Linked DNA regions of Mus musculus: regions 1, 2, 3 and 5 are each linked to region 4. Evidence: chromatin loops called from intact Hi-C (ENCODE). Cell type or tissue: left cerebral cortex. All regions are shown on one strand. Links, peaks and the distances in the headings refer to the core of each region. The heading gives the core; the rest is flanking DNA.

Region 1 (4,647 bases), core at 483-4,482, 260 kb before region 4:
CCCAACCTTTGTATGTGTATAAAGGACCAACAGTCAGAGGACTTCAGACTGTCCCTGGAGCTTTGGTTTTTGTCCACCTTTTCACATTCCCTGTGTTTAGATCATATTCAGTTTTCCATCTTGATGCTGAACTCTCAAAGCTGGACCCCAGAAGCAACTCCCTGGTTTGTTTTGCTATTATCAATACAGATGCTTAGCTCACTTCTGAAACCTCAACTTTTGTTATAGCCTCTCTGACTTGTATTCATTGTACAAACCACATATATACACATAATTAGATATGTAAACATTACTTGCTATGTGATAAGCCTACACTAACAATTTAGATGTGAATTTATAGAACTTACATCTGTCAGACATGATGGCATACACCTTTAATTCCAACACTTGGGAGGCAGAGGCAAAGAGGAATTCTGAGGTCTAGTTCACTATGGTCTACATAGCCATTCCAGGACAGCCACAGCTATATAGAAAAACCATCTCAAAATCAAACCAACAACAAAAAACCTTTTGCATTCACTTTAACCAGACTACCTGGCAAATTGCTGCCACTGAAATCATTAAACCTTGTGAATTCAATGTTAATAAATTCTAACATTGTAGAAAGACAGAAATGCATTCACATATACATCTTATTTTTGTAAACAAAAATCTTCAAATTTTAACATTTCAACCTCCAACTATATCAAGCCGTCCAGTTATTAAGTCTGCTTTTGGTGCAAATCTGTACAACAAATACATATTACATGTATGTATACCTTGTATGGATATTTGTGAGAGAAATTAAATCCAAGGTGATTCCACTGAGCCTTCATTCTAATGTTATCTTTCATTAGTGTCACTTTTAAGGAAATAATGACCTTAAAAGATCTTTATGTGCTTAAGTTTAAATATTACCAAACGTGACTTAAAGCAATGCTGGTGTTAAATGAGTCAAAACAAGCAAAAAGTCGTAGAGAGAATGTACTTCAAGACTTTTTACATAAAATGATAATGTAACAGACTACTTTTGAGAATTGTTACTTCCAACACACTATAGAAATACTAGAAGAGTCCAGCGGTGGTGTCTTATTCCTTTAATCCCAGAACTGGGAGGCAGAGTGAGTTCGAGGCCAGCCTGGTCTACAGAGTGAGTTCCAGGACAGCCAGGGTCACACAGACAGACAAACAAAACAAAAACAAGGAACTTATGAATTTCAGAAGTAAGAGCAAGAACCCTATATTGTTGGCCTAAAACTTAAGTCAGACAAGTGATCAGAGCATTTGACCCATCCCTTGTTCCTTTCAAGTGGCTGCCAACTTAAATCACACGAGAAGACTCTTATGATTTACTCATCTATCTCTCATCTATATCATTCCTACTGGTACTCAAGTTTACAATCCGAATTACAGAAAGCCAAAGACAGCAATTATGAGGACAAAACTTTTCTTAGCTCAACTAAATAATGTGACATTGTTTTCTGATTTTCAAATCTATAGCAATCAAACCCCACGTCATCTTCATTTAAGAATTACTAGACTAGGGATTGCAATAAAATCAAACAGAAAATACAAAAATGCATATAGATATTTATAGTCTTTAGGACAGTATGGCTCCAGGGATCATCAGCCTGTGTCAAGTCTCTCCAGTTTTGCAGTACAAATTCATGGCCCAGACCAGCTCTTGTAAGCCATGTTGTAAAATTATGCATCCATTAGATAATAAGCACTCTTTTGGGTCACTGTCTGCTGATGCAATAGGACATCACAGGGTGAGCAAACTTATGACTAAAAGTTTATGTAGCTCACAGTTCTAGAGAGCAATGCAAGACTGAAGGATCACATCTGGCTGGTGGTCTTGTTATATTAACAGTCACCACATAATTTAAGAATAGGGAGGAAAAGATCTCCGCTCTTCTTTTTTATAACAGACTCTGTAACAGTAACAAAGGTTTCAATTCATTCAGGAGCACAGAGCCCTATAACTTAACCACCTGCCATTCACATTTCTCAATACTGTTTAGATGGGAACTCAGTTTTCAGGGTGAGTTTTAGAGAGACCAAACTGTAGAAAACACCCAAATGTATCAAGTTATTAAGATAATACAATTATGCTCAAAAATTTAAAACAAATTTAGTGGCAATATTCTGAGAGACCACAAGATGGAGATATGACTCCACAAAAATGACCTCCCACCCCCCACCCAGGTCTGACTTACTTATAACAGCAAAAATAAATGCAGAGAAACTCCCTATACCTGCTTATTCATTCAATGGCTACCTATTGAACCTATCTTGGAACAAAATTGTAACTAGTTAATCTGATTTTCAGTATTTTTTGTTGAAGGTGCCATAGAAACCTCTGAGCCCAGAGATTAAATTAACGCTCCAACAGAGAATGCGCCTGTAGAAAATATTTACAAATAAAGGTATACTTGGGCATTTCTAGGAATTTTCATTATACTGAGAGATCCACTCTATCATATTCCCTCAGAGGAATCACCTGTATTCCTTAAGGTTAGAGAGAGGGATACATGCCCCATAAGGGTGCATCTACATCAAACTCAAAGTATATTTTAGCAGAGGTCAAAGTATGACTAAGGTCAGTAAAAAATTTTGAGATATTAAAATAGATTTCTCCCCTTCCTGATTAATAGGACTTAATTTAACCCTGACTTTCAGTAAATGACATGAAAGGTCAAAAACATGGCTTGAATATACTAACTGCTCAAAAGGCTTTTCTTTTTCGATTACTGAAATTTCTATTACTATGTCTGTCCTCCCCTCTCCCAATTCCTTTAAACTTTAAAGACAGTATCTCTTGTAGCCAAGGCTGGCCTGGGACTTGTTTTTTGCAGCTTAGCATGACCCCGAACTACCAATCCTCTTCCAAAGTGGACCGACAAGCCCTACTTAAGCATTAACTTTTACACTTATCTTCTCTACCAAACTCCAAAATGTAAGACAGTATTGTCAGTAAATCAAAGAGTCAGTTGATAGGTTTGGGCTTCTCATCTAGAGTTTAAAGTAAGGCCTCTTAATATGTAACTGCTGGCATTTTAGATTGGATACTCCTTGGGGCTGCACATCATCAGATCCCTAGCTTTTGCCCATTGGAGGCTATCTCTTTTCTCTACTTTCATGAATAGCCTCATTTATTCAATTACAGCTCGATTCAGACAATATAGAAAGTTAGTTTTGAGGTATACTTTATGTATCATGATTGAATATGTTCAAGAGTTGTCCCCAAGTAGTAGGGTTACTGAAAGGTACTGGACCACAGGGATTCTAACTTCACTAACAGATTCACACTGAATGGGTGACTAGGAGAAGCTAGGTCTAACTAGAGGAAATAGGTACTTGGAGCCATGCCTATGAAGGGTTTATCTTGTCCCTGACCCTTTCACATGATCATAGAGATGAGTAGCCTCTTCTGCCAGATAGAAACCTACACTTTATGTTCTATTTTAATACTTATTAAATCCATTTCTTTAATGTTATGATTCCCATACTTTTCCTTTTGCAGGACAGCTCAAGCCATTATTTCAGCTTGAATTCTGAAAAGTATAATTAATGGAAGAAGGTAATATGAGGCAAGGAGAGAATGCCATCACAATAAATATAGATAAATCAGGATTTTAAAAAAAGTTTGATTTCTGTTCTGTTTAAAAACCCTTCAGCAGGATTAGAGTATAGCAGGCACATCAGTAATGCCAGCACTTAGAGGCAGAGGTCCTGAAGATCAAGTCCAGCCTAGGCTACAAAATCTCAAAACAAGCAACATCAAAAATCCCAGTTGTACAGTCTTACAAATCAAACACCTTAGCATTGCATAATATATAATAAAGCCATTCCTATGGATGGATACTGATCTAGACTCAGCTTCCAACTTCTTGCTCCATAAAACTGATCTGAATGTTTCAACTACATTTTCTCTCTCTCTCTCTCTCTTTTTTTCTTTTTGTTTTTTCGATTTTTTTCAAGACAGGGTTTCTCTGTGTAGCCCTGGCTGTCCTCGAACTCAGAAATCCGCCTGCCTCTGCCTCCCAAGTGCTAGGACTAAAGGCATGCACCACCACCGTCCAGCTCAACTACATTTTTTTAAAAAAAGATTTATTTATTATATGTAAGTACACTGTAGCTGTCTTCAGACACTCCAGAAGAGGGCATCAGATTTCGTTACAGATGGTTGTGAGCCACCATGTGGTTGCTGGGATTTGAACTCCGGACCTTCGGAAGAGCAGTCGGCGCTCTTAACTACTGAGCCATCTCTCCAGCCCCTCAACTACATTTTTTCCAAGAACATTATTTTTATTTTTAAAGTTTTGGCAGTTGATAAAGATCATGATCTTAAAAAAAAAAAAAGCTAGTTACAAGAAATACAAATGACCACTAAAAGTAGAAAATGTCCAACTTCACTAAATAAAAGTTTTGTATCAAAAGAAAATGCTAATTATTTAATCAGAAAAGTAAAACTAAAGTGAATATGTACTCAAAATCTACTTAAAAACTGTTATTTCTATTATTTTTCAAATAGTCATGTGTAGTCACAGCACATGCAGACAAAAATTTTTGTTTGTTTGTTTTTTTTTAAAGACAGGATTTCTCTGTGACCCTGATTGTCCTGAAACTCCATCTGTAGATGAGGTTGGAGTTTAATTCAGAGAG
Region 2 (4,647 bases), core at 192-4,191, 89 kb before region 4:
CAGCTAACTTGTCTTGCTGGCAAATTATAAGCTGGACACAAACTTGCACTCAGCAATAAAGACTGGGGGGCATGCAAGCTGACCGGAGTTGAGAGGCGCAAGCTTGGGCTCTCGGGAAAACCACTCAGGCACTTGTGTCAGCACCAGTGGTTTGTGAAAATAAGGACTTGGCGACTTGACTTGAAATTAGCTGCGTCCCCCGGGATTTAGGAAATGTTCAGGACGTATTTATTGTTTTGTTCTCTAGCTGTCTTTCTAGAACACGCACATATATTTATTTTTATTGAATATCCATTGCCTTTAGTCAATGTTTCCTTTCCCTCAGTGTCACCAAAGCCAAATGTCATTGCTAACAATGTTTTTGAGACGCCTGTAGGGAATAAAAATACTGGCTAAAGGGAAGGGTTTCTCTTCATGAATCCTAACTAATCTCCCTGGGGCAGGGGGCTTCGGAGTAATACCTTCTGTTCTGTTCTGTTCTGTTCTGCTTTGTTTTGTTCTGTTCTGTTCTGTTCTGTTTTGTTTGTGATAAGAACATAGGAAGTCTCTGGCTGTGAGTTTGAGTGACTGGATTAGAAACTTCAGATTGTTAAATTTAGAAAAATGTTAACTGTCAAAGTGAATGCTTTTGTGGTTTCTCTTAAAGCACTTCACCATATACCTCAAAGATTACCAACGTCACTTTGTAGATAAAACACTAAATATGTACGTAGAATTAATGAGATCTTAATCTGTTATGTATGGATTGACTTCAATAAAACCGGAAATGTTTAAGTTGTCGTTTTTTCTTCTGTTTCTGCTTAAAACCAAACCAAAACCTAGAAAGCCTGGGGTAGGGAAAACCTGTACGTAGGCCCATAGTTCTTACAGATTTGTGCTGCAATACAAACCCAGAGGGGACTCTCTTGGGCAATTTCATTGCAAATGTGCAGACTACTGAATCAAAAGTACCACCGAGGCCTGGCTGGAAAGCAGCTCCATCCTCCAGGACTCGCGAGCGAGAACAAGTTGGATAAGCCGGGCTTGGGGTCCACAGCGGGCCTCAAGGGAAGGCGGGCGACTCGTGGGGTGGCACCTCTGAAGGCGGCCAAGGTGCGGATCGAACCCCAACGCCTGTTGCCGGCGCTGGAGGACCGCAGGCGACCGGCGGAACTCTGGCGGCGCGCGAGCGCCGGGGTCCGATCCCGCACCCCGGCGGCACCGCGAGGGCCCCGGCGCAGGTGCGAGGTGGCCCGGCCGGAGCGCGGCGGGGGAGGGGCCTCGTGGGCAGGCGGCGCACGTGCGGGCGGCGGGATCCCGGCGCCGGGGGCGGGGCACCCGGAAGCGCGCGCCGACCTGCGGAGCGGCGACCGGGGGCGACTGGCTCGCTCGGCAGGCGCGCGCACCGGCGGTGCTCACAGGTGGGCGACTCCGCCCGGCACTCCCGAGCCTGCCGTGCGGGGTCGCAGGCTCAGCCGCGCCCAGGGGAGTCGGTCCTCCTCCCGGTCCCCGCCTCTGTCGGGAGGGCAGGTAACTTCCCCGCCAAGGTCATTCTCCAGGCCCGCCCACGCCCTCGGAGCGGCGGGTTCGGAGTGGGCTGGACGGGCGACCTCGGGGCTGCTGGGGCTCCTGGCATCCCCGGGCCGGTGGGTGGTTGCAGCGCCAGGGCGTCGCTGCCTGCACCTGCGAGGGTGAGTTTCCACGGCGCGCAGCCTTGGGGTGGGGACAGCCCGGCCCTTTGAGCCGGCACCCTCAGGTGAACTGGGCCGCCCTAGCTCTGCTGTCCCGGGCCGCGTGGTCGGCTGTCGCCATGGGAACGGCTGGTGCCCAGATGTTGCTAGCCTAGCTGGGAAGGGGAGGGGAAGGTGCTCAGAGCCCCAGAAGTCAAGGAACCCTCCTGTCAGGCCACGCGGAGCCCGAAAAGCCTGATGAAAGCAGGACCCTTCCCCCCTTTTCATTTTTTTATTGCTCAGGCGTTGGCGTTAATGAGAAGCAAGGATGTGTTTACAGGATGTGAGTTGAGTTCTTGCCACCTTTACCTTCTGTGAGCTTCTTATGCCTCATGGTGACAGGTACAAATCCGTACACTAAAGGGCAATATGAAGCCAGTCAAAAAAAAGAAAACCGAAGAACCTGAATTGGAGCCCCTGTGCTGTTGCGAATACATAGATCGAAATGGGGAAAAGAACCACGTGGCTGCCTGTTTGTGTGATTGTCAAGACCTCGATGAAGGCTGTGACAGGTAAGCTTACAGTTTCCAGATGCTGACCCCACTGGTTCTGTTGAGACCTACATATGTATATATATTCCTTCAGGTTTGCCGTCCAGAATGCTGAGGTTTGTTCTTGCTATTCCAAAGGATCTAAAATAGAGGATTGGTTTTTTGCTGTCAGGTGTGAGGATTTTAACAGTTTTCATTTTAAAGGATCATGGAGGATAGTAGGGTAGATTAGATGTATATAAGAACGCAATCCAGCACACACACTGCAAGTTTAAATGGACACTCCAGAAAGTTCTGTATTTTCAGTGATCTTAGTAGGACCCATGCATGGGGTTGTTCTCACGTGGTCACATGAACTTGAAGGGTAAAAGATAGCTTCTCTGTTCTCAGTTCACCCTGTATTTCCAGAGAGAGAGGCCATGTACACCTTGTGGGGAGTGACTGTTTTTCTGTGTGTAGCAACACAGTCCTGGTTGGAATATTGTCTTATCTTTGGCCTTTACTTTTACCACAATCTCAGCGATGGAGATTGCTATCTAAAAAGAGAGTTTTTAACCTCTGTTAAAACCAGTTTGTATCAAGCAGCAATAAACTGCTTTTAGCCATTTTTCTAAATATATATATTTTAAACATCTGCTTATGGAAGGCATAAAGTGATAGGAAGAGGGATGTTGGAGACAAGCTTTTCCCAGAAATTGTCCCTTCTGGCTACACAGTCATGGTGACTGTAGATTGTTAATCAGGCCAAGAACAGCTTTGCATGGGGACCACTGCAGTCTTCTGTCACTCTTGACTGGTAAAGCCCATTACCTCTTTGTTCCTTGTCTCTTTCTATAGTATTTCTTTTTAAATAGGTAGCCTTAAATATAGCTTCTTGAGACTTAGTCTAAAATCCATCCTGAGGAAAATAGAGCACTTTGCACTAAGGAATGGAGAGTGTATGCCAGTTCCATAATGGCCATCATTCAGGAAGGACCATGGCTTTGCCACTAACTTTGCTAACTCTTCCTCTCTCCTAGCCCTTGGGGCCTGAGCTGTCCTGAGTTCTCTCCTCTGCCCTATCTTTTTTCCTGGAGACAGGCTGCCCTGTTCCCACCACTCCTACTACTCTCTGACTCCAGGTGATATCTCCCATTCACTTTAAGGTGTGTCGTGCCTTTAAAAAAAAAGCCTACAGTTATTTTTACCTAAACTACCTTTTCTTTCTCGCCTGTCTTAGTCCACTTAGGCTGCTGCAACAAAATACTTCAGAGTGGGTACATTACAAGTGATGGAAGTGGACTGTCTACGGTTCTAAAGGTGGAGAAACCCAAAGTCCAAGTGCTGGCAGATTTAGTATCTAGTGTGGCCCCTCTTCCTCATGGGTGGTATCTGCTCAGTGTATCCCCACCCAGCAGAATGGATGAAAACCCTGCCTTTCTTGGTCTTCTTTTGTGTGGATGTTAATCTCATCCACAGTGTGTTCTGTTGACCTCACACTTCCCAAGAGCCCCACCTCTGAATAAGATTGCACCGAGAGTTAGGTTTGAACTACATGAATTTTAGCCACTAATATTGGATCATTTGCAGTCTACCTCTGCCCCCTCCAAAGAATGTCTTCACATGAAAAACATACCCCGTACCTCCTAACAACCTCCAATATTTAATCATTCAAATGTCAGCACAGACATCTTAAGTTTCCAGAGTGGTCTGGGTGGCATCGAGTAAATCAGAAATGGGTGAAACTCATGAAGGCCTCTGCATGAAGCTGTGGGCCTGTGACTAACAGGCTGTTGGCAGTAGAGAGGTTAGGAGTGCTTCTTGCTCTTGCAGAGGACCAGGGTTCAATTCCCAACACCCACGTGAATCTACAACTGCCTGTAATTCCAGTCCCAAGGGAGCCAACATGGTCCTCTGACCTCAGTGGGTACGAGGCACACATGTGATACATGGTATATACATGTAGGCAAAACACTGTACACATAAACTAATAAAAAGTAAAGAAGAAATAACAGACTGTGAACTTTCAAAACACAATAGTGGGACATTCTTTGAAAGACATTCCCAGGGTGGGAAAGAGAAATGAGAAAAGGAATGGCACATCCCATACCCACAGGACAAATGACATGTGTGATGCAAATATCCTACCTTCCAGACACAGTGCTGAGCTAGAAGTATGGCTTTGCTCCTACTGTAGCTCTCATGCATTGGAGTCTTGTGGTTGCACAGAGCTTGTGGGTGGCTGGCTCCACCATCCTGGGTCCTGGTCAGTTCTTCCCCTACAGCTTTCCTAGGCATTGCCTGGTGAGGCTCTCTGCAGTGGTCCCATACCCACTGGTACACAAGGCAATGCCCTCATGAGGGCTCTGTGGTACTTCTTGGCCTCAGCCTTGACATTCTTTGGGACATTGTTTGACATCCACGTGGATAGAGTAATGCCTCCACAGCTCTTGTATTTTTTGGGGCTG
Region 3 (4,647 bases), core at 479-4,478, 170 kb before region 4:
GTTAAGGGGGGAAGCAGTAGTCCTCTGCAGAACTCCAGCACGGGGAGCAGTATGGCTTGATGCTGTCCAGAAAATGTCCAAACGCCTGTTGCTGCGTTGCACGCTCAGTCAAACCCACGTTGCTTTAGGTTCAAGAGAGGAATAACCTTTTTCCAGGACTGTGGCCTCTGTGTCAGCAAAGAGGGCAGGGAAGGCCGCACACGCACGCCCTCATGCAACAGTTGCATCACGAAGTCTAGATTTGGCTCAGTTGAGCTCTTGTCGGTAACGTTTGCACTTGACAGTGCCATGTCACCTTGACAGGATCTAAACTATCAGAGAGGCAAGCCGCTGGACCTGCCTGTGAAGGGCAGACAGAGGAGACACACCTAAACGTGGGCAGTAACATTTCGCGGGCCTAGGTGACCATGAATAATTTAAATAAGGTACCATTCATTTATTCATTCATTTATGGAGAGCTCGAACGTGTGTGTGTGTGTGTGTGTGTGTGTGTGTGCCATGTCGCATGTGTTGAAGTGAGAGGACAGCCTGCGAGGTTGGTTTTCTCCATTCACCTCATGGGCTCTGGGTATTGACCTGAAGTCTTCAGGCTTAGCAACTAAATGTCCTCACCTGCTGAACTATTCACCAACCTAGGGCAGTGATGTTGATGGCCAAGGTCGAAGTGAAGCAAGCCCAGCAACCCTTGTTGTTTGTTCTGTGTAAATAACTCCCCAGAGACCATGAGCGGTAACCGTGCTGATGGGAGCCATGGGGATTTGCTAGTGGATGTATCTCCAGCAAGCGTTGAAGTTAATTCATTAGCTATGTGACAGAGACACGAAAGTCAACTTTTTTCATGAAGTTATTTTCATGACGGAGCTGAAGAGATGGCTCAGTGGTTAGGGGCACTCGTTGTTCTTACGGAGGACTGGTGTTCAATTCCCAGCCCCCGCATGGTGACTCACGACTATCTGTGACTCAGTTCCAGGACATCTGAGGACAGCAGGCATGCGCACAGTGCACAGACACACATGTCGGCAAAGCACCATACGCATCAAACAAACAAACAAACAAACACGTAAGAAATTGGAGAAACGATCTGAAGATTTGGGAGAAGAGGGAATCCTTATAAAAATTAATAAATACTGTATTTCTAACTGGGTCAAATTATAGACTTTTGTTTGTTCCTCCCCCCGCCCCCGTGTCCAGGTTTGTCGATCCCTCCTTTGGTGGGTGTCCTTCTCTGTACCCTAGCATGGTTTGTGAATCTTTCCCTCCAGAGAGCCACAAATCAGTGTCACCAGGGTTGGCACCTTCCATGGTTACTTCATAGGATTTAAGAGCCCGGGCTTAAATTGGGTAGACTTAACACATTTGATCTACTGCCTGGTGCCCTCGGTGCTTTTCCTTGTAACCCCAAGGAATGGCCTTGCTATGAAGAAGGCTAAGGAACAGCAATAGTAATGATGTTCATGGAGCCCGGTGCGTCATGATCTCTTATAATGCCTGCTGTCCATCATCCTCCCCATCTTCCTTCCAAATACGGGCATTGCAGATACTTCTCCACAGTGGCCATACTCTCATTACATTGCTTTTTTTTTTTTTAACGTCTTTTTTTTTCCCTTCTCGCTCAAGCCCTGCTTGCTCCAGCCCCAAGATTTATTTATTTATTATATGTAAGTACACTGTAGCTGCCTTCAGACATTCCAGAAGAGGGCATCAGATTCCATTACAGATGGTTGTGAGCTGCCATGTGGTTGCTGGGATTTGAACTCAGGACCTTTGGAAGAGCAGTCAGTGTTCTTTAACCACCGAGCCATCTCTCCAGCCCCCTATTTTTTGTATTTCTAGTACCAGCAACTACCTAGCAAATGGTAGTGGTTGGAAGATGTTTGCTGCGTGTATACATGACAAATGGGAGGAAGCAAAGACATTCGTTCCTGTCTTTTGTGAGCATATATGTGTTTGTGGTGTATGAATATGTGTACGGGTCAATGTGGGGTATCTTGTCAGTCACCCCACCTTATATTTTGATAAAGGTCTCTGTTGAACATAGAGCTCACCAATTCAACAAGATTTACTTGCCATTGAGCCTCAGTAGTCCACCTGTTGCATCACCATCTGCACTAGACTCATGCCCAACTTATATGTGGATGCTGGGGTGGGGTGGGGTGGGGCGTTTAAGTCTGGGTCCTCAGTCCTGTTCAGGAAGCACTTTGCCAACGGAGTCATCTCTCCAGCCACTAATTTCCATCTTCTAAGTGTTCAAATATTTTTTCTTTAGAAGTTAATTTATTGGACTGGCAGGATGGGTTAGTGGTGCCTACCCCTAAACCTGACCACGGGAGTTCGATCCTCGGGGCGCACATGACGGACACACACAAATAAATAATTTAAGGTGTTTATAAAAAGAAAGCTTAAAAATGAAATTTAAAAGTAATTTATATATTCAGAACACGTTTTTCTTTTAAAGTGCCATTTGTGGATAAGAAACTTAAATTGTTGGCGTTTATTTGCAGATAGTAAATGAAGGGGATTCAAGTCTTGCGACGGAGCTACAGGAAGAGCCCGAGGAAAGTCCTGGCCCTGTTGTGGATGAGAATATAGTATCAGCCAAAAAACAGGGACAGAGCACACATAATTGGAGCGGCGACTGGAGCTTTTGGGTAGTATCTTTTAATCTTGAATACAAATTCTCTTTAATTCTACAACAATTTATTTAATCCTTTGTGGTTAGCTTCAAGATTTCAGATGTTGTGACTTCCGAGACCCAATGACAGTTCTCACTAATTTTCGTTTGGCCACTAGAAGGCGCTGTTGTCTGGTCGGTGGAGTGCAGTGATCTGTTTGTCTCCTTGTGAAAATACTGCCTTACAATTGGACTGTGTGCTTAGTGTTATCAGCCGTATTGGAAAGATGCTAACATCGCATAAACTATGTTTCTGAGTCCAAGCTATTTTATGTAATTTTCATTCAAGGAATCGGTTCCCGTGGCAAGCACAGCTTCACAATGCATGCTCTGCAGTGTGTAATGGCTAGAAGATGGGTTATTAAGTTAGATCTTCAGATCTATCTTAAGTGTAACTCTGTTATCCTTCCAGTTTCCCCACATAAAAAGAGACTACGACTTCCCAGTAGGCACACTGAGACTGTGGAGTGTAATAGGAGAACGTGTCTGTCACTGTGTGAATGCTAACATTTGTTATTTTAATGGCTCATTCCAAAGCCAGCAATTCCTATGAGGATTTTGGTATTTGATAGAAATATCATGCCTTACAACTAGAAATGAGGTTTAAAGAGCGTCACACAGCAACCATAATTCCAGTATTGGTTTACGGGAAACCCACCTTGGGTATCCTGTATCCATGAGAATAGTCATTAAAGGACATGGTATCAACAGGCTATAAAGAGTAGTACACAGGCTGCCATCCTCTTTATAATTAAGAAGTCAGTGCATGGCTGTTACTGACTCTTCACACAGCTAGTAAGCTCTTACTTCCTCGTAGTAAAAGACTTAACATCATAAGGCTATGTTTTATTTTTGGTTAGCCACAACCTAAGGAAAATATGTTATTGCTAAGAAATACACTAAAATAACATAAACAAAATCATGCCATTTGTATCAACTATATCATTCTTGGAAACTTAGAAAAAAATCTATATATCATTTAGAAACTTTTATGGGTAGGGGAGAGACAGAAGTATCCTAAGTTGTCCAGGCTGCTCTCCTATTTGCTATGCGGCTAGGGCTAGCCTTGGACTCCTGAGACTTAGTTTTTTTCCCCTTTTGTTGAAAACAGATTTTCCCCCCTTTACGTAATATATTCTGATTGTGGTTCTCCCTCCCACCCTCTTCCCAGGCCCTCTCCACCTCCTCGCTTGTCTGAGTCCACTTCCTTTCTGACTCTCATTAGAAAAGAGTAATAATAGAATGTAACAAAATACAATATAATAAGATAAATAAAAAACTATCATGTTGAGGTTAGAAAAGACAAACCAGCAGAAGGAAAAGAGCCCAAGAGAAGGCACAAGAACCAGAGACCCACTTGTTCCCACACTCGGGAGTCCCATAAAAACACTAAGCTAGAGGCCACAACATATACACAGAGGACCTACATGTTGCATGGATGCAGACCCACGCAGGTTCTGTGTTTTTGCCTCGGTGTCTGTGGGTTCATATGAGTTTACTCATGTTGCCTTAGAGGCCCTCGTTTGCTTGGTGTCCTCTATCCTCTCTGCCTCTTACACTCTCTCTGTCCCTTCTTCCTGTGGCTTACCTGAGCTCTAAGGGGTAGGGAGAATTTGATGGGGACATCCCATTTAGGGCTATGTGTTCCAGGATCTCTCATTCTCTGTGTAAAGTCTGGCTAAGCTTATTTTTTGTAGCTGATATTGATGTAACTGAGGAAATTTTATAGCTCTGAGGGTTAAGTAGCTGTGGTTACTCTTGGATGACTTAAAGCAAGACAGTTATAGAAGGAAAGAACAACAGAATAACACTTTGGAAACCAGACGCTTGCATCTGAAGGTGTAGGGGGCAACAGAACCATCGCCGTCTATGATCTGGATAAAATACAACATCTTGGGCTCAATGACTAGATTGAGATGTTTGTTTGTTTGTTTGTTTGTTTGCTTTACAAGATGTCCAGATGACTTACATGTTTT
Region 4 (4,647 bases), core at 407-4,406:
TAATGAATTCTGGTGATAGCCATGTAGCTTTCGCCAATGGGTCCTCTTGTTGAAGTACGTACAAAACCGTCTTCCTTGTGTCTGACGAAGGCTACAACTTTACCTCCCAAGGTCTCTTTTTTCTTACTCTATTGGCTTCTTCATGTAATGCTCATGCTAGTGGAAAGGCATGTGCATCGACTTGTTTTCTTGTTTATACTTAAGCCACCTCACGAAAAGCAACAGAATAATGAAAGATGTTAGAAAATCTAAAATTGAGGTGACATACAAAATCGTACAGGAATAGCAACAGTCACCTGTATGCACACTGGAGATCTATCATGACACCTGAGCCTTATGCTTCCTGTTTGATTTTGAAATGCCTTACCTTAATCCAGTGCCCCACATTATCAGGCTCAAATGAAGACTGTAGGAAATAGATACAAACTATTAATGCATAGCAATAGCTTCAGCAACACTACTGTCTTTAAGCTGTCTTCTCACTAAAGCATATGGAAAGGTAGCCTTCATCCTTTCCTCCCAACTTTTCACTGGCAAGTTCAGCACTGACTAGCAGGGAACGCGCATTAAACCACAGGAGAAGAAACAGGAGGCCTTGTCTGTGACATCCTTATCACTCCTGGCTACCTTGAGATTGTAATGTACTAGGTCTGTAGTCTAGGCATCAGCATTTTTTTTTTTATGTCTTAGTTCTCCAGGGCTAAGAGTCAACGTATAGAAGTATGTATTCTATATTCGGGTATAGAAACATTACTTCTCATGAAACCCATACAAACACTGTTTAGTTCACCTCTTTCTGCCATTTTCTGCTTAACGACTGTTATGGTCCTTTCTTTTCCTGTTTGTAGAAGTAGCCAGATGCCTTCCAGTCCTTCCTACACCTGAGATGTCTGATAAAACAGGAGTGGGGGGTGTGGAACAAAACTACTCAACTTGTACTGTTGTACCAAGCCTAAAACGAACGAAACAAATTAATCTCTACCCAGATCAGTCAGCTATTAACCTGAACTGAGAAATGGAGACCACAGGGAGCCTCCTCTGTTCTCTGACATCCAGAAGCTCACAGAACTCTAACAGCCACTGAGTAAGCAAGGGGATTTGCTTTGCAAAAATATTCGGGGTTTGTTTTTTTTTTTTTTTAAAACAACGGGACAAGAAACCAATCAACTGGCACAAGAAAGTTGCTGTAAAGGGTATAATATCCTCCCTCACTTACCTAACACTTCACCTTCATCTCACCTTACACACAATTAATGCAGCTGTTCTGTCTAAATAACTGTCATGGCAACAAAGAAAGAGCTGATCTTATTCAAACACAGTTGAATTTCAAGGCGCTCATGGATTTTACTTTATCCTCTAGACAGTAATAATGAGCACTATCAGGGGGGAAAAATCCCTCTTTTTGTAGTTCTAAGTTGTCCCAATTTTTTTTTTTTTTTTTTTTTTGCCTTGCATCATCAAATCTATATTCATATGCTATTTCGGGCCCCATCTATTATGCAATGGAGCAACCTCAGTTTCCACTCACTAATGCTCTGGCCTGTGCCCTCTGGTATCTGGAGCATGGTTTTCACTAAGCGGAATGTGCCCTGTGCACACAGCTGCTATATTTAGGATAACCCACAAGAATGATTACCTGGGGCCCCCACAAAAGCCACTCGTCTAAGAGGATTTTTTTTTCTTTTTACAGGAAAGTAAAACTGAAAGGTAAGAGCAGCTGGTGAAACTGCTCTGCTGCTGAAAGCTGAAGCCCCTCCATTTCAATACTCTCCTTTACATTTAAAGCATCTATTTTTGTGACTGTTAAGAGGTATTCTGGAAGGCACACTTGGTGTGGCTGTGACTTTGCATGGCTGTGACTTTTGTAATGTTCCAAGTTTTAAATGGTGTCTCTTTTATTTTTAATTACCCCCCACCCCCACCCCAATTCTTCCTCAACCTCCTGATGCCTTTAGGTGCTAATACACAGAAGAGGTAAGAGATACAGGGAGGCTCTAACTTTGAATGCTCGTGAAATTTAGAGATAACCATATGGATAAAGTATTGAGATACAACCATCTGGACTTCTGGGTTCATTTTAGATACCTTGTGTAAAACTGGAAAGGGAAAGATATAAGGGATAACGTCAGAGAATTTCGTGTGATGATTTTTTTTTTCCTTTTAAAGACCCCTTAACTCAGATTTGAAGGGGGCAGAAGAAAATGTGCGGAAAGTTTCCTAAAATTGGTGGCAGAGTAAGGATTAGGGGCAAATTCCCCTCACCATGATGGACACTAGGAGACCTCTCCATAGATAGAAATAATCCTTACAGGATGCAGCCCATCACAGTAGTGAGTACACAGACCCTTTGGCTCCTTAAATCACGCTACCTAGGGCTGTGCAGGCTCTAGGGTAGCCAAGGCCAGGTAAGGATGCCCCCGGGGGAAGAGTGAGGAAGCGCAGGGCGGGAAGCGGCTGGCTTCAGGACTGTGTGGCGCCTAGGGCCGGCCCATGTTCCTCAAAGCTCCCGACTGGGATCACCTTGAGATTCAGCTTCCTTGATAACCGTTTCCAGCGACTCAGCTCCATCTTCTTCTTTGAGGCGGACCCTCCCTGGGGCGCCAGCAGCACGTTTTGCACTCTCGGGCCTAGACTTCGGCCACAACAGAGACAACTGCGCCTCCTCCCAGACTGCTTTCAGGTGGTTCTGGGAGTTGTAGTTCTGCCACCTAGCAGCTAGACAGGGGTCAGACATTCCGGAACTACTACTCCCAGGAGGCGTTGCGCGGGAAGCTTGCTTTCACGCTGTTACTATGGCATCGGCGGAGGTCACTGGGCTTCTTTAGCAGGGCCTTTGCGTAATTCTGGCGCTTGGTGATGACGCAGAAATTCCGGATTGGCTCTGCGGCGGAGACCGTGGTTTAGTGGGCCAAGGGTTCTACGAGTCGGAACACGTGTTATCTCTTGCGAAGAGTTTAAGGGTCCTGAGGGTGCGGAGTTGTGTTATCAACCGGTGAGTGTTCCTTTTCCTTGTTGAGGGAGGGTGAATAGCGCCCACTTTTTTTTTTTTTTTATTGCGTTGCAGTCTTGTTCCCACCTCGTCATTACTTGGTTTCTTGTTGGTCTAGGCTTTTGCCAGCTCCGAGTCTCCCAGTGTGATTGCCAGTTACAGTTCAGAAAGAAAAGGACCTCCGTTCTCCTGGCCTCTGCCAGAGAATGAGCTTCTCAGCTGCAAGTTTTTCTGAGTTTAGCAGTTACTTGGGAAGCTATACGAATAGGAAAGTCTAGGGCTCCTGGGATGGCTAATGGAACTAAGGGAAAATTGAATCTAAATAGCCATGCCTGGATGTTGTCATGAACAGCCCACTGAAGGCGTGTGTGCTTTCAAGGCAGGGCAGAAATTCAGAACTGGAGCTTTGGACCCGGCCACTTGTTGGCAATTCAGCTTACTTACTGGCAAAATGGGATTGTACCTAAACCCTGGGAGTATTGTAATGATTGAAAAAGCAACGTGTGTAAAACATTCTGCCAGGGAATCTAAACCAAACTATAAACTGGTGGAAATATGATAAGGAAAGCTGTGCCCCATAGACCTAGCACCTGCCCTCTAACTTGAGTGTGAACCAGTAAGAACATTGTTGAATGGGCTGTGTTACGTTCAGACTTTCCGCTGTCTCAATGGTAGTTAGTTCTTTTGGAAGAGTTAGTTTCATGGCGATTTTTTGGAAGGTGTGCCTATTTTTTCCTGAATGAAAAGCAGAGTTCAGAGAAGTGCATATAATACAGTGTGTGTCCATTTTTGGAGAACAAGTGTGTTTAAATGTTTGGATGAGTCTGGAGAAAGGCTGTCAATTTGGAGAAGATGGCTTAGAGGTAGAGGGGCAAGATGGGAAAAGAACAATTACACTGTAGCAAAATGGGAACTATCACAGTTAATATGGAAACATTGTATTTGACAAATTTCAGTTTCTTTTAAGCCACTAGCCTATATTATAGCCTCTAAAACTAATACATCTATAATTCCAGTAACAACTCTGCCAGTTACTACTGGTAACTGTCTTAGTCACTGTTCTGTTGCTGTGAAGAGACACCATGACCAAAGCAACTGTTATAAAAGAAAACGTTTGATTGAGGGCTTGCTTACAGTTTTAGAGGTTTAGTCCATTATCATCACAGCAGGAAGCATGTTGGCATGCAGGCAGACGCCTGAGCAGTAGCTGAGAACTGCATTCTCATCCATAGGAACAAAGAGAATTGGCATGTACTTTTGAAACCTAAAAGCCAGTGACACATTTCCTCCAACAAGTCCATAACTCTTATCCTTCTAATCCTTTCAAATAGTACAACTCCCTGGTGACTAAGCATTCAAATATATGAGCCTGTGGGGGCCATTCTTACTCACACCCCACAGCGACTTTATTAGCTTCACTTGACTAGTTTATAAAATAAAGGTGAGTAGGGTCTGTGTTGTATTTGTTTTGAGGGTTAATGTAGTTAATGTATCAAGCATGGTAAGTACCCAATAAATGTAACTACTATGATTGTTAGGCCTTTCAATGGATGAAGTTACCATTTGCTTTTTTTGTTGTTGGGGTGGTGTCTCATTCTGTAGCCCTGTCTGGCCTGAAACACACTCTAGAGTCAGGCTGGCCTCAAACTTAACAGAGA
Region 5 (4,647 bases), core at 233-4,232, 250 kb before region 4:
CAACCACAAATTCAAGCCAAGTCTTTGGTCCATAAAAAAAAAAAAAAAGACCTCACTGGAAAGAGCAAATAGTCTAATAATGTAGTTCTCGTTTTTCTAGATATGCACATAAAAATACAGTAGTTATTAATTGCAAAATTATCTACTATGGAGATAAGGAAAATACATGATTTACAACTGGATATCCTGTTGCTATTACTAATAAGAATACTAAAGTAAAAAATATGAAATAAAAACATTTTTAAAAGTAAGCTTAAAAAGTTTCAATGCCCAAAATTTAAATCATAGGAGGGGGTGTTTCAGTTTTCTAAACTTCAGATTCATCTATTTAACTATGTTTGGTAAGCTCAATATACAATAAAACTTTAGCAAATAAAACTTCAAAGAAAATTCATGGAATAGAGTCTTTCCAATGAAGAGTCTGGAGACTGAATACAGAAGACATTTATACAAGTTCTGTATCTCAAGGACATTAACATCTTAATAAAACAAAACAACAAAGTAAAACTGCACTATACCCTGATCTCATTTTAGTATCTTAAAAGGAAGGAAAGGAAAATTTTAAGTCCCGTGCTTATTGGGAGTTAGTTAGGGAAAAATCAAATATACCTGTGAAATCATCTTAAAAGTTGTTTAGTCCAGAACCCAATTCTAAGCCCTCAACCCTAAAAAAATAAAACAATTTACTTAAGGAGTCTTAATTTTGAGCCTAACTACTGGCCTAAAATATGGATTCAACAATTCCAAGTTTGCCCAGTAACGCATTTCTAGGCATCTGCCTCCATCGTGTTACACTTAAATATCTATTTAAATACAAAGAGCCAGCTGGTGCTGGTGGCTCAAGCCCGTAATACTAGCAACTCAAAGGGCTGAGGGAGGCAAGAAGATTGTTGCCAAGTTCAGCGTCAGCCTGAGCAACTTAGTGAGACTCTACCTCAAAATAAAGTGCTGGGGACGTAGCTCAGTGGCAGAGTACTTGCAGAGCACCGAATACTTTGCTTCAATTCCAAGAACTCCAGTTAGTTAATAAAGTAGAATTGCTTCAAGAGTATACTAGATAAAAGTTCCAATAGACTGCCAACAGCACCACGGTGTGGTTCCATTTCTATTGTCAAGTATCAGAAAGACTAATCCTACACTTGAAATTGAACTAGACCCAATATTTTTAACCTAAACATCCAGAATAATTTCTTAGTCTTGTTATCTTCATTGCTTTTACTATAACAGAACATGACAAGTATGTTCTGAGTGTGTAGCAATGAGTAGAAAAAAATGACAGCATCAAAGTCGTACTCTACTAGAAAAATAAAACTTCCTAAAAATAACTGGATCATATTTTTAAAAATTACCAAGCATCCTGGATCATGGCTCAGGTGGAGCAAACATCCCCCCAAAAATGCCAAAAATAAAACCCAAAAAACACCGAATGAAAAACTAACATTTAAAGCAAACCAGAGTTTAGAAAAAATGTTTTCTATTTAGATTTAAAATCAAAACTTTCTCAGAATCATTTCAGAGGTATGGGACCTTCATTTTACACAGAACAAGCTTGTTTGGAGAAACGACTTACTTCGCTCTCCATAAAACGATGTTGAATAAACAACTAACTGAAACTGTAGTTATAATTTTCAGCTGACTTAGAAAGAAAAGACCGTTTAATATGTTTAAGCTTTCTTTTTTTTTCTTCTAATGACTGTAAGTAAAGGCAACCTCCAAAACTCGCGACGCTAAATACTGTAACAGTATATAAATCAATGGAAAGGAAATACTTCCTATCAAACGGGAACAGTTAAACCAAAATAACTTCTAATGTTACGGAAGATTTGCAAGATTAAACCTCAACTTTGCTAACGAAGAGCAAAAGCAGCAGCTCTCCTCCTTGCACTGGAGGGGGGGGGCAACACACACACACACACACACACACACACCACTGAAGCAATAGCTCCACCTACTGATCCATGGCTACTTCCTTAAACATTTTGGCACCCCAAAGTCTACACCGCTCCAGTTTATTCCCCCTCCCCTCCCGACCGCCCGCCTTCCTCCACTCGCTCTGACCCAACCCAAGTCCGTTGAGTCACTAGCTCCTAGCACTCATCCCCCGTGCTCTTTATTCCAATTCCTTTTCCCTCCAGAAGGTTCTGCACGGCCCACAAGTCTTAAGAAAACCCGCAACGTGTCAAAGCCCGCGGCCACAGCGCCGTTCCCGGATCTGGAGGAGCACCTTCAGGTGGCTCGGTGGTGCGCTCCCGGGAAGAGGCCCCCGGGCGCCTCATTCCTCCTCCCCGTGATCTCAGGCGGTGCACACACGTGAAACCGTGGACTCGCGCCCTTGCCTCCGTCGGCCCTTCAGCCCGCCAACAGCCGGCCTAGCCTCCGCCCCCCTCCGGGAGCCGCGGGACCGGGGAAGCCCGGCCATGACCCTCCGCCCGGGCTTCGCGCGCGTCTCTTCCCCGCAGCGCTCTCCCTGTCCATCGACCCACGCCCCTCTCCTGGGCCCCGGCCGCCGGGGTCCCCCCCACACCCCCGCCAGCTGCCCTTCCTCACCCTTTCATCTTCCCCGTCTGCTGAGGCCGTCGTTACAGCCGCCGCCAACGCCGTCGTCCTCGTCGCCCGGAGCTCTCCGCCCGCGCCCTGAGCTCAGACCACTCAACCCCACACGCCGGTCTTTTGGCTGAGAAGCCAAGCCAGGCCCTGAGGCTCCGGGAGACGCGGGGAAATCTGCCGCCGCGCTGCCGCCGCCGCCGCTCCTCCACACGTGCACTCGGGACACTCGGCTCCCGCCCGCAGCTGCCGCCAGCCAGACCCGCCGCCGCGCTGTGACCTTTCACCCCGCCCCTCAACGCGCCGGCGCGGCCGCCGCGTCGCGCGCAGGCGCAGTGCTCCGCGCCGCCAGGATTCCCCGCCCCCCGCTCTCCAGGGGCCGGGCCTACGGCCCGCTAGCTCCTCCCACCCTTTGCGACACTCTCTAGGGGATCTGGCTTGGTAGGCTCCGGCGGCAAAATCCGGATCTTTCCACCCTTCTCTCGCTTTCAAGCCAGCAGGATCAGCCTTTCCCGCCCCCCACCCCGATTCCTTTCTAGCCCTCCAGTGACCTTCAAACCCTCTGGCCGACTAATAGGGTTTTGTAAAACGGATTCTTCTCAATGTAAGAAAGCCCATGGGAACTTGCAGTAAATGTGTTTTAAATTCAAAAGGTAGTGATGGGTCCGGATAACTTGGCGATCCTCCAGCAGGCAAACCTCACAGGGTTTTTTTTTTTTTAAATCACGTGATAGGCTTAACGTCTTCCAGCCCAGGATTTTACTGGGGCCTTAGAGGCGGGACTCATGGCCATTTCCGGTCCCTAGAGCGTGACTTAGCGTCACTTCCTTAGCAATGCACTTTAACCCTTGCCATCCTCGTCTTCTGTACTGTAGTTTCTGTAACCCCCGTCATTGTAAAAAAAAAAAGAAAAAGAAAAGAAAAAGAAACTAACGCTTTTCTGAAGTCGCGGAACCATTCACATCCAAGGCGGTCCGCAAAGATTTAAGCCTGCGAGACGCGGCGTGACGGGCGAGGGGAAGCGGGGTGGGGCTTGAGGACACATGACTAGCTAGGACTGGCCCGCCTCCTGCAGCTGAAGACTTCCCCTCTCTCAGTGACAGAGCCTCTGGGTCCCGTCTAGGTACACTTTCTGCATTTCGAGCCCGGGCAGGTGAGGTGCGACAGGTAACTCGTGGCTGGTGGGGACGATTGACAGGGTGAGAGCAGATAGGGTGTGTGAATCGCGGCCTGCGGATGCTTGGGGCTCCCTTTCCGTTGTCCTCCTGCACGGGCGAGGAGCTCATTTCTGCTAGACCCCTGGCCCTTCACCATCACCGTGGTCCATTGACTAGGGATTATGATGCCCACCTTTTCCCTGGGTTGAGAGCGAGTACGGCCATTATGGTTCCCTATTTGGAGCCTTTGGGGCTGATTCAGGTGGTAGGATTGTGTTAGCTATTTCTTGGGGGTCTGCAACAACCGACGGATCCCATTCCCCTAAACTCCTTCCTTGGGAAAGGCCATGGCCCGGGTGATCCGGATGGTAGGAAAACCCCGGGAGGCAGAGGCGTCTCCGGTGAGACAGGCTTGGGAGGGGATGTCACTGAGATGGCCCTCACTGCAGAGTCACACTGAAGGGCTTTCCCCACAAATGTGCGTTCTCAGTGATCCTAAGGGTTTGCCGACATCCTTGCAGAGGTTCAGGGAGTCTTCAGATGAGACTGGAAGGGTAAGAGCGGGCCTTACACCTTTTTTTTCGGAGAGAAGGTGGTTGTACTCTCCTCAGAACAGGGTGTTGGTAATGCGACAGTCTCGGTTGGTTGGGAAGGTGATGAAAGGTGGTGTTGCCTTGTTGGGCTGGAGACCCAGACTAGCTTATGGGAAAGTGACGAGGTTTTCCCGAAGGGGAAGTAATTTTACGGAAACTGATCAGGCTGAAAACATCATTAATCCAAATCCATGTGTGTATAGTTTAAAGACTAGAAGATCGAGTCTAGACATTACTGACTTCATGTTTTCTGCCTGTGGGTCATTCCTTTTTGACATTTCTTTTAAGTCCTACATAATTGCCCTTCCCAGTCAGTTTAAAATTTGTGAAGTAATGCTTGTGCTCTTAATTCG

Evidence for each region. Peaks named below come from ENCODE experiments on the same cell type or tissue, not always from the same donor. Only the 100,000 strongest peaks of a DNase experiment are listed, where the experiment ranks them.
Region 1: it touches region 4 in a loop (2.7-fold over the local background); 7 of 42 quality-filtered maps call a loop at or near these places.
Region 2: a loop joins it to region 4, with 3 times the contacts of the local background. A loop is called at or near these places in 3 of 42 quality-filtered maps.
Region 3: a loop joins it to region 4, with 4 times the contacts of the local background. A loop is called at or near these places in 36 of 42 quality-filtered maps.
Region 5: a loop joins it to region 4, with 2.3 times the contacts of the local background. A loop is called at or near these places in 7 of 42 quality-filtered maps.

What each region holds. Positions count from the first base shown.
Region 1 is chr16:44,146,700-44,151,346 of GRCm38, reverse strand. The region is part of intron 1 of Naa50 (N(alpha)-acetyltransferase 50, NatE catalytic subunit); the gene reads right to left. Among named protein-coding and RNA genes, the nearest start is that of Naa50, 9.2 kb to the right of the region's middle. In left cerebral cortex, for the core only: a CTCF peak has its summit at 2,115 (motif pointing right); no DNase peak of the experiment used is centred there.
Region 2 is chr16:43,976,482-43,981,128 of GRCm38, reverse strand. Zdhhc23 (zinc finger, DHHC domain containing 23) reads left to right here and starts at 1,320. Exons shown (of 5, transcript NM_001007460.2): 1 at 1,320-1,670; 2 at 1,953-2,221. The coding sequence starts at 2,079. Gramd1c (GRAM domain containing 1C) reads left to right here. Exons shown (of 17, transcript NM_001359085.1): 17 at 1-779. Gm46552 (a long non-coding RNA gene) reads right to left here and starts at 1,256. Exons shown (of 2, transcript XR_001781930.1): 1 at 891-1,256. In left cerebral cortex, for the core only: no CTCF peak of the experiment used is centred there; DNase peaks (open chromatin) are centred at 1,440, 1,581, 1,756, 2,135 and 1 more place; H3K4me3 peaks cover 2,070 bases; H3K27ac peaks cover 1,331 bases.
Region 3 is chr16:44,057,103-44,061,749 of GRCm38, reverse strand. It overlaps a transcript of Gramd1c not described here. Among named protein-coding and RNA genes, the nearest start is that of Gramd1c, 17 kb to the right of the region's middle. In left cerebral cortex, for the core only: a CTCF peak has its summit at 2,786 (motif pointing right); DNase peaks (open chromatin) are centred at 913 and 2,797; H3K4me3 peaks cover 317 bases.
Region 4 is chr16:43,887,912-43,892,558 of GRCm38, reverse strand. Qtrt2 (queuine tRNA-ribosyltransferase accessory subunit 2) reads left to right here and starts at 2,883. Exons shown (of 9, transcript NM_001356329.1): 1 at 2,883-2,992. It overlaps Ccdc191 (coiled-coil domain containing 191), which reads right to left and starts at 2,657. Exons shown (of 16, transcript NM_027801.1): 1 at 2,521-2,657. The coding sequence starts at 2,568. In left cerebral cortex, for the core only: CTCF peaks have their summits at 2,241 and 2,441; a DNase peak (open chromatin) is centred at 2,790; H3K4me3 peaks cover 1,818 bases; H3K27ac peaks cover 1,092 bases.
Region 5 is chr16:44,138,012-44,142,658 of GRCm38, reverse strand. Atp6v1a (ATPase, H+ transporting, lysosomal V1 subunit A) reads left to right here and starts at 3,400. Exons shown (of 15, transcript NM_007508.6): 1 at 3,400-3,697. It overlaps Naa50 (N(alpha)-acetyltransferase 50, NatE catalytic subunit), which reads right to left and starts at 2,868. Exons shown (of 5, transcript NM_001347239.1): 1 at 2,548-2,868. The coding sequence starts at 2,555. In left cerebral cortex, for the core only: CTCF peaks have their summits at 1,092 and 1,953 (motif pointing left); DNase peaks (open chromatin) are centred at 2,036, 2,962, 3,309, 3,576 and 1 more place; H3K4me3 peaks cover 3,405 bases; H3K27ac peaks cover 2,978 bases.